Linked DNA regions of Homo sapiens: region 1 is linked to region 2. Evidence: chromatin contacts called from ENCODE Hi-C or POLR2A ChIA-PET data. All regions are on one chromosome and are shown on one strand. The core of a region is the stretch at or near the end of the contact, and the rest is flanking DNA. Distances in the headings are between cores, read along the strand shown.

The links. Hi-C counts contacts between places; a loop is a spot of excess contacts on that map. ChIA-PET counts read pairs that join two places held with the same protein, here RNA polymerase II (POLR2A). Pooled maps may share reads with other maps.
Region 1: a loop to region 2 is called in a pooled map, with 1.9 times the contacts of the local background. The contact joins two enhancer-like sites. A Hi-C loop is called at or near these places in 4 of 37 single-sample maps with no recorded cell type and 5 of 50 pooled maps. POLR2A ChIA-PET finds 5 or more read pairs at or near these places in 3 of 52 experiments (Caco-2, IMR-90 and activated CD4-positive, alpha-beta T cell).

What each region holds. Positions count from the first base shown.
Region 1 is chr12:67,718,996-67,722,413 of GRCh38, forward strand. It overlaps LINC02421 (long intergenic non-protein coding RNA 2421), which reads right to left. Exons shown (of 5, transcript NR_110063.1): 2 at 3,384-3,418. Among named protein-coding and RNA genes, the nearest start is that of LINC02421, 8.8 kb to the right of the region's middle. Within about 2 kb of position 1,361, at least 7 of the 41 ENCODE cell types and tissues checked have a DNase peak (open chromatin) inside an H3K27ac peak, as active enhancers do.
Region 2 is chr12:67,457,738-67,461,012 of GRCh38, forward strand. All of the region lies in intron 4 of LOC105369812 (a long non-coding RNA gene), which reads left to right. Among named protein-coding and RNA genes, the nearest start is that of LINC02420, 17 kb to the left of the region's middle. Within about 2 kb of position 1,619, at least 5 of the 41 ENCODE cell types and tissues checked have a DNase peak (open chromatin) inside an H3K27ac peak, as active enhancers do.

The DNA of each region.
Region 1 (3,418 bases), core at 111-2,610, 260 kb after region 2:
ACTAGACATAAAGGTTCTCCAAGCCCCACCAGAGTAGCTAGATACAGAGTGTCCATTGGTGCATTCACAAACCCTGAGCTAGACACAGGGTGCTGATTGGTGTATTTACAATCCCTGAGCTGGACATAAAGGTTCTCCACGTCCCCACCAGACTCAGGAGCCCAGCTGGCTTCACCCAGTGGATCCCGCACAGGGGCTGCAGGTGGAGCTGCCTGCCAGTCCCGCGCCGTGCGCCCGCACTCCTCAGCCCTTGGGTGGTTGATGGTACTGGGCGCCGTGGAGCAGGGGGCGTTGCTCATCGGGGAGGCTTGGGCCGCACAGGAGCCCACGGAGGGGGTGGGAGGCTCAGGCATGGCGGGCTGCAGGTCCCGAGCCCTGCCCCGCGGGAAGGCAGCTAAGGCCCAGTGAGAAATCGAGCGCAGCGCCGGTGGGCTAGCACTGCTGGGGGACCCAGTACACCCTCCGCAGCCGCTGGCCCGGGTGCTAAGCCCCTCATTGCCCGGGGCCGGCAGGGCCGGCCGGCTGCTCCGAGTGCGGGGCCGCGAAGCCCCCGCCCACCCGGAACTCCAGCTGGCCCGCAAGCGCTGCGCGCAGCCCCAGTTCTAGCTCGCACCTCTCCCTCCACACCTCCCTGCAAGCTGAGGGAGCCGGCTCTGGCCTTGGCCAGCCCAGAAAGGAGCTCCCACAGTGCAGCGGTGGGCTGAAAGGCTCCTCAAGTGCCGCCAAAGTGGGAGCCCAGGCAGAGGAGGCGCCGAGAGCGAGCCAGGGCTGTGAGGACTGCCAGCACGCTGTCACCTGTCAATAGTAAGTGGTTTGAAAACCATTTAGTATAAAGAAAGGTAGAAGAATCTAGGAATATTTAACCTGGAGAAGACAACTCTTGTTAGGAAAATGGCTGGAGCAATTCTAGGCTTTCCATGATATTCATAAAATCCAGAGCAAAAAAGAGCATTTCCCCAGTGCCTACCTCTTAAGAACAAAGAAACTTATTTCCTCAAAATTTCCGGGAAAGTTTTGGTGTTAGTCAGGGTCTTTCAAGAAGCAGATGTTAAGATGGACTGATATGTGCTCGGATTTTACTAGGGAAAATGAATGTGTAAATGGAAATAGGCAGGGAGCTGGGAAGGCTGCAAGAGCGTCAGGCACTGATGGAAATTTGACTTCAATTAAAGGAAAGGGAGAGAAAGGCCGAATGGAAGTGCCTTATACTGTGCAGTCGAAGCAAATCTTAGGGGAATCCTTCACCCCAAATCAGCTGACAAAGGAGTTGTGTCTCCCAGAAATTAGTCTGTCTTAGTATTCCTTAGGATTCACAAACTTGGGGATGGATTCCAAAGTGCAGCAGCTGGGGCCCTTGGTCAATTATGCTGCCATAGAAGGAGGTGTTCTGGGTGCATTCTCGTGACTGCTACTTCCCTCCTCACGTATCATTGGTCTATTATTAAATCAGTCCTTGTCTCAGGGGATTAATGACCTCATTGGCTGAGGCCTGAATTCTTGAGCCAATCACCCTGGCAAGGGGGCTGGAATTTCCCATAGGCCCATTAAGTCTACTGTCTGGGCCAGTTCCCCTGAAGCATGTGGGTTGTGGGGAGGAGGGACTGATGTCTAAATAAAAAATCTGGATATCTTTAGGAAGGGAAAAGGGAAGTCTCATCTATGATACTGAAATTTGAATCCCTATCTATCTGAGGGCAAAGTCTGTGTTTATTTATCTGCAACACGACACCTCTTAAAATTTATGGTGGCTACAGCTTTTAAAAGTTGTGGTTTTGGGAGCAGGAGGATGGGGTCAAATTCTAAGCCACTGAAAATCATCCTGTTATCTATGCCATATGTGTTGTCAAGCCTGGTTTTAAAGGCTTCATAAATTGTCGATGAGCTGGCATGTGCAGTAGAAATATAACCATCATAATAGCTAATAATTTTAGAGCAATAATGATGCGTCTGATACTGTATTTTATATCCATTCTCACACTTACTGCCCATGGTACCTATTAGATAAGCATCCTTACTAGTTGCAGTTTATCTAGGAGGACACTGAAGTCTTAGGGGGTTAAGGAACTTCCCTGAGAACACAGTTAAGAAGGTAACTGGCTGATTGTCTGATTGCAAAGTTGTAACAGCTCCTGTCCCTCCTCACAATTCTTACTCTATTGCTTCTCCAGCTTGTTTCAACAATGCTTTTAAACAATAAGTTTGCTTTTCAGGAGCCATCCTCTTCCAGGTGAGAGTGGGAGAGCTTTATGTTCTCTCAGGCACTGTATTAGTGGCACTCTACCAACATGGGCTTGCGATGGCCATTGAAGGCTCTTAAGACTGGCACAATGCCAACGGGAAGGGCAGGTTGCCCTCAATGTCCAGGAATTGTAGGTAGCCGAATACAGTGCAGTGCTTTGGAATTACAGCACTTGGCTGACCTTGTAAAGGGAACTGTTTTCCTTATCCATTTTGGTTGCTTAGCTATGTGTTAGTACACACCAAGATCATGTGGAGCTGGCACTTCAGGAACCGAAAGAAAGACAGACAAGGACCAAAATAACAAGGGCCATGCAGAGAATTCCACTGGTCATCTCAGTGACAACTCATATGATTACAGTAATCTTTACTGTGGGTGTGCCCTGCTTTAGGGAACATATGTTAACAACAGATAAATGAAGGAGTGATTATTCACTTTAAAAAGGCATAATGAATTTACAGAAGGATTCACTGGAAGAGTCTTTTAAATATCAATGAAATGCAAGTAAAATGCAATTTATTATACACAATATCATGTAATATGTTTTCAAGAGTACAGTCATTGGGTTAAGGGCTGTTTACATAATTATATTTTGAAGAAATATAATTCAGATAGCTTCCACAAGATCAAATTTCAATATATTTTCATATGTCTATACATCAAGATATATTCATTAGGGCCCTACTATGTGCAAGGCACTATAATATATTGACTCAGTAGGTCTAGGGTGGGTCCCAGATTCTGCCTTCCTAACAAGTCCCCAGACCACACTTTGAGTAGCGAGGGCTTCTAGAGATTCAGGCCCTCAGCTTCCACGGCTACTGATGGTCACTGGGTGTTGTGGTCTGTGCAGCTGGAGTGAATCCCTATTACCGTAATTGTTCCAGTCTCTAAGACCTGAGTGAGAGCACCTGGTTGGCAGCACAGGCAACACACCTGCACTTTATTCCTTGGAGAGTAGAAGCTTGCTATCTGCTCTCTTCCACTTCTGTAGTGGAAGGTAGGCCCTGCTTCCCACCATGACTCACAATAGAAAAAATCCCTAAACAAGTGCAGATGCTGAGCACCTAAAAAGATGATAAATGTCCACTGTATGAACTATGCGAATTTATAAGTAAAAACTTCATTTAGTTATGTAGCTCACCTTTGCATGATCCATTGTGCAGATGTGGAAGTCCC
Region 2 (3,275 bases), core at 369-2,868:
CAAGGGGCAATCAGATGGGCTCAGCACATTCTGGAGTCACGGAGGATCATCTGCGGCAATGTGAGAATGGGTCATGGGAGGCCCCTGCCCAGCCCTAAGGAAAAAAACAAGTGAGGGGGCAGAGTCTTGTGCTCGTGACAGGAGCCAGCCAGATTCACAGCAGCCCTCCTGGTAGTGGCCGCCCACAAATCTTTGAGCAGAAACTCTCTGAACTGCCTTTCCTCCTGAGCCTGGGTGGAAACAAAACTTCAGAACAATAACTTCTCCTTTCCCTCGGCCTTCCAGTCATAACTCTAATTCTTCTTCAGGCCAAGTGGATCCTTCTGCCCACTAGGGGAAAGGACAGGAAGTGCTGAAAAAGAAAACACGATGATGAGTATTTCAAGATCTTCTCTTCCACCCTCGCAATGATGGCCTTTTCTTAGTTCTGTGTAGCTGTTGGGAAGGCAAGGAAAAAGGGAGAACTGGGAGTGTGGTGCCTCCTTGGGAATTTCTCTGGATGGAGAATACGAAATTGAAAAGCCAAGAGTTCCTGCTTCGGGAGTGGGGAGTAGGGACTCTTTCTCCATGCGTTCCATATCTTCAGAATAATTTCATGCTCAGCATTTTTGCCTTTTCTCTGAAGTCCTCCCCAAGTCCTGGAAGAACCAAGAAATCACCATGGCTCCGACAGAATTTGTTTTAAGCAAGACTCAACTTGTCAGCTGATGCCACAGCGACCTCCTGCTAGACTATGAGTTTCACAGGCTCAGCACTGGTTAGGAACTGCTAGACTTTCAGACAGGGCTGGCTCCAGTTTTTCCCTCTGATTCATGGATTAAAGTGGAATTTTCCAGTGAGGCTTGATCTAGGAGGAATTCTTCTCTTTGGGTCCACAAGTTCTCTTTATTCTGCAAAGGAATCCTACCCTGTGGCCATAGTTGGGCAGTCTCTGTCTATTCCATCAACCGCCAGACCTCAGATGAGAAGAGAAATAGGCATCCCTGGCAGAGAGATCTCCAAATACAGAGTGTTTTTCACTCATTCACGCAAGAGTCACAGGCTCATTGATAACAGTGTATAGGGGTTTGGGTTCTCCATTTTTATTAAATAATGTATTATTACTATGAAAGTTTTCACATCTAAGAAATCAAACGGTTTTACAATTGTAAAAGGGTTGTGCAACTTTTACATCCTTTCTAGCATTAACAGCATTATTTTTAAAAAATAAAATTAATAATAAAAATATTTTTTATTTTCTAATAGACAGTTTTTTTCTATTTGAAAAAGCTGTAACAGACAAAATTTCAGCTGTTAAAATATTTATTTCTTGATTTGCTAAGTAACTGTGAGAGTATTATTTGTTAAAAGTTGGACTTACTTGCATTTTGAGTACATGGTAATATTGCCATTGGAATGTAAATCTAAGAAAGTTTAATCCCTAAAATGCTGTTACTAGATGAAATGCTAAGTCAGACCCCAGTAATGATGACTAGTGTGAACATGAGATAATTAATGACTCTTTATTATGTAGGGTCAGAGTAGTAGACCTTGAAATAGAACATTGGCATGGCAGCAAGGACACAGCACATGAGATTTACGAGGACCAAGACTTTCCAGACTATGGGGGGTGAGTGAGCACCAGCCCAGGATGGCAGGCATCACATTCATTTCCCAACCACTTCTTAAGGGTTATTTCTGTAGACAGGCAATTGCTGTGGTTGGAGTAGGAATGGAGAGAGTAGAGGAAGGATGCCTTGGTGTCTTTTCAAGTGAATACTTAAAAAAAAAAAAGGTTCTTGAAAGAAAGGTCATTCTTTATTTTGCTTGGCTTGTTCTTTCTATTTGGAAAACTTCCCAACAGAATCTACTACCCAGTTTCTTCAAGTCATGCAGAGTCAAAGGACAGAAGAGATAAAAATGTAGATCTTATTTTGCAGGGGTTTATTGACCTCCTGTGTTTGCCATCTTACCAATGAGCCTTGTTGGGTGAGATGGCAGTAAGAGGGCAGCCCGTATTTAGAAAGTGCACAGTCACACACCTCACAAGCTGTGACATCAGTAGATCTTGGAAGCAATAACAACTATGCTCATAGGTCTGATGGTATCGACGGGTTCCTATTGTTCCAACAATATCTGAGACTTAGATGCCAGGGAGTCTGCAGTTAGAATCCCCTTCCCTTTTCTGCATATGTATGTGAATGTTTCTTGCCTTATACTGGAGTACGCTAAAGAAGAACAGAAACTCAATGCCCAGCCTTTCTTTAATCTTACCCTCATTTCAGATATAAGAAAGAACGTTTATATTCCAACCTGGAGTTTTACCTGTAGTTTAGTTTCATTGCAAAACTCTATTCATGCTTTCCTCATACTAGCCTTGAGCTCTTTACTATAATGGGCCTATGGAAATTATTTTATATCACCCCCAATAAATATTTTCCTGTCTTTATTACTAAATTAGGGGCTTGTCCCGTTGTCTGGCCTTGAGGATTTTTCTACTAATATTTGTTGAAATTAAAAGAAAGCCAAGTCTTTTGAAGATTTAATACCATATTATGGCAACTCTTTCAAAGCTTTTGATGGAATATTGAAGACATATAATTATCATTATCAAAAATAACACCTCTAAATTGTACAATGTGAATTATATTTTGCCTGTAGGGAGCTTACAATCTATGCATTCAGCTGTAATACAAACACAGCTTAAGCCAAATAAATCAATAACCTGGTGCCTAACACTCAGAAGGATTAAATGCTGTCACTGAGACCTTGGATTTAGAAATAAAGGACGGAATTCTACCTATGCACACAGTCCATGCATATGAATGTCAACCGCAGAGTTTCCTAGACGATTATCAAGTGGAAGCAGTAAAAGTGTACTCCCTAAAAAGAAATATCATGGGCTGGGCGCGGTGGCTCATTCCTGTAATTCCAGCACTTTGAGAGGCCAAGACAGGCAGATCACTTGAGGTCAGGAGTTCGAGACAAGCCTGGTCAACATGGCAAAACCCTATCTCTACAAAAAATACAAAAATTAGCCAGGCATGCTGGTGTGTACCTGTAATCCCAGCTACTCGGGATGCTGAGGCTTGAGAATCACTTGAGCTCAGGAGGTGGGGGTTGCAGTGAGCAGAGATCACACCACTGTACTCCAACGTGGATGACAGAGTGAGACCCTGTCTCAAAATAAAAAGAAAAAAAGAAAAGAAAGAAAAAAGAAAAATAATGTTCATTCCCAATTTAGAGAAGTGGCATACTCCCTTTTTATTAAAATTCAAGTTTCAGGATATGAATTC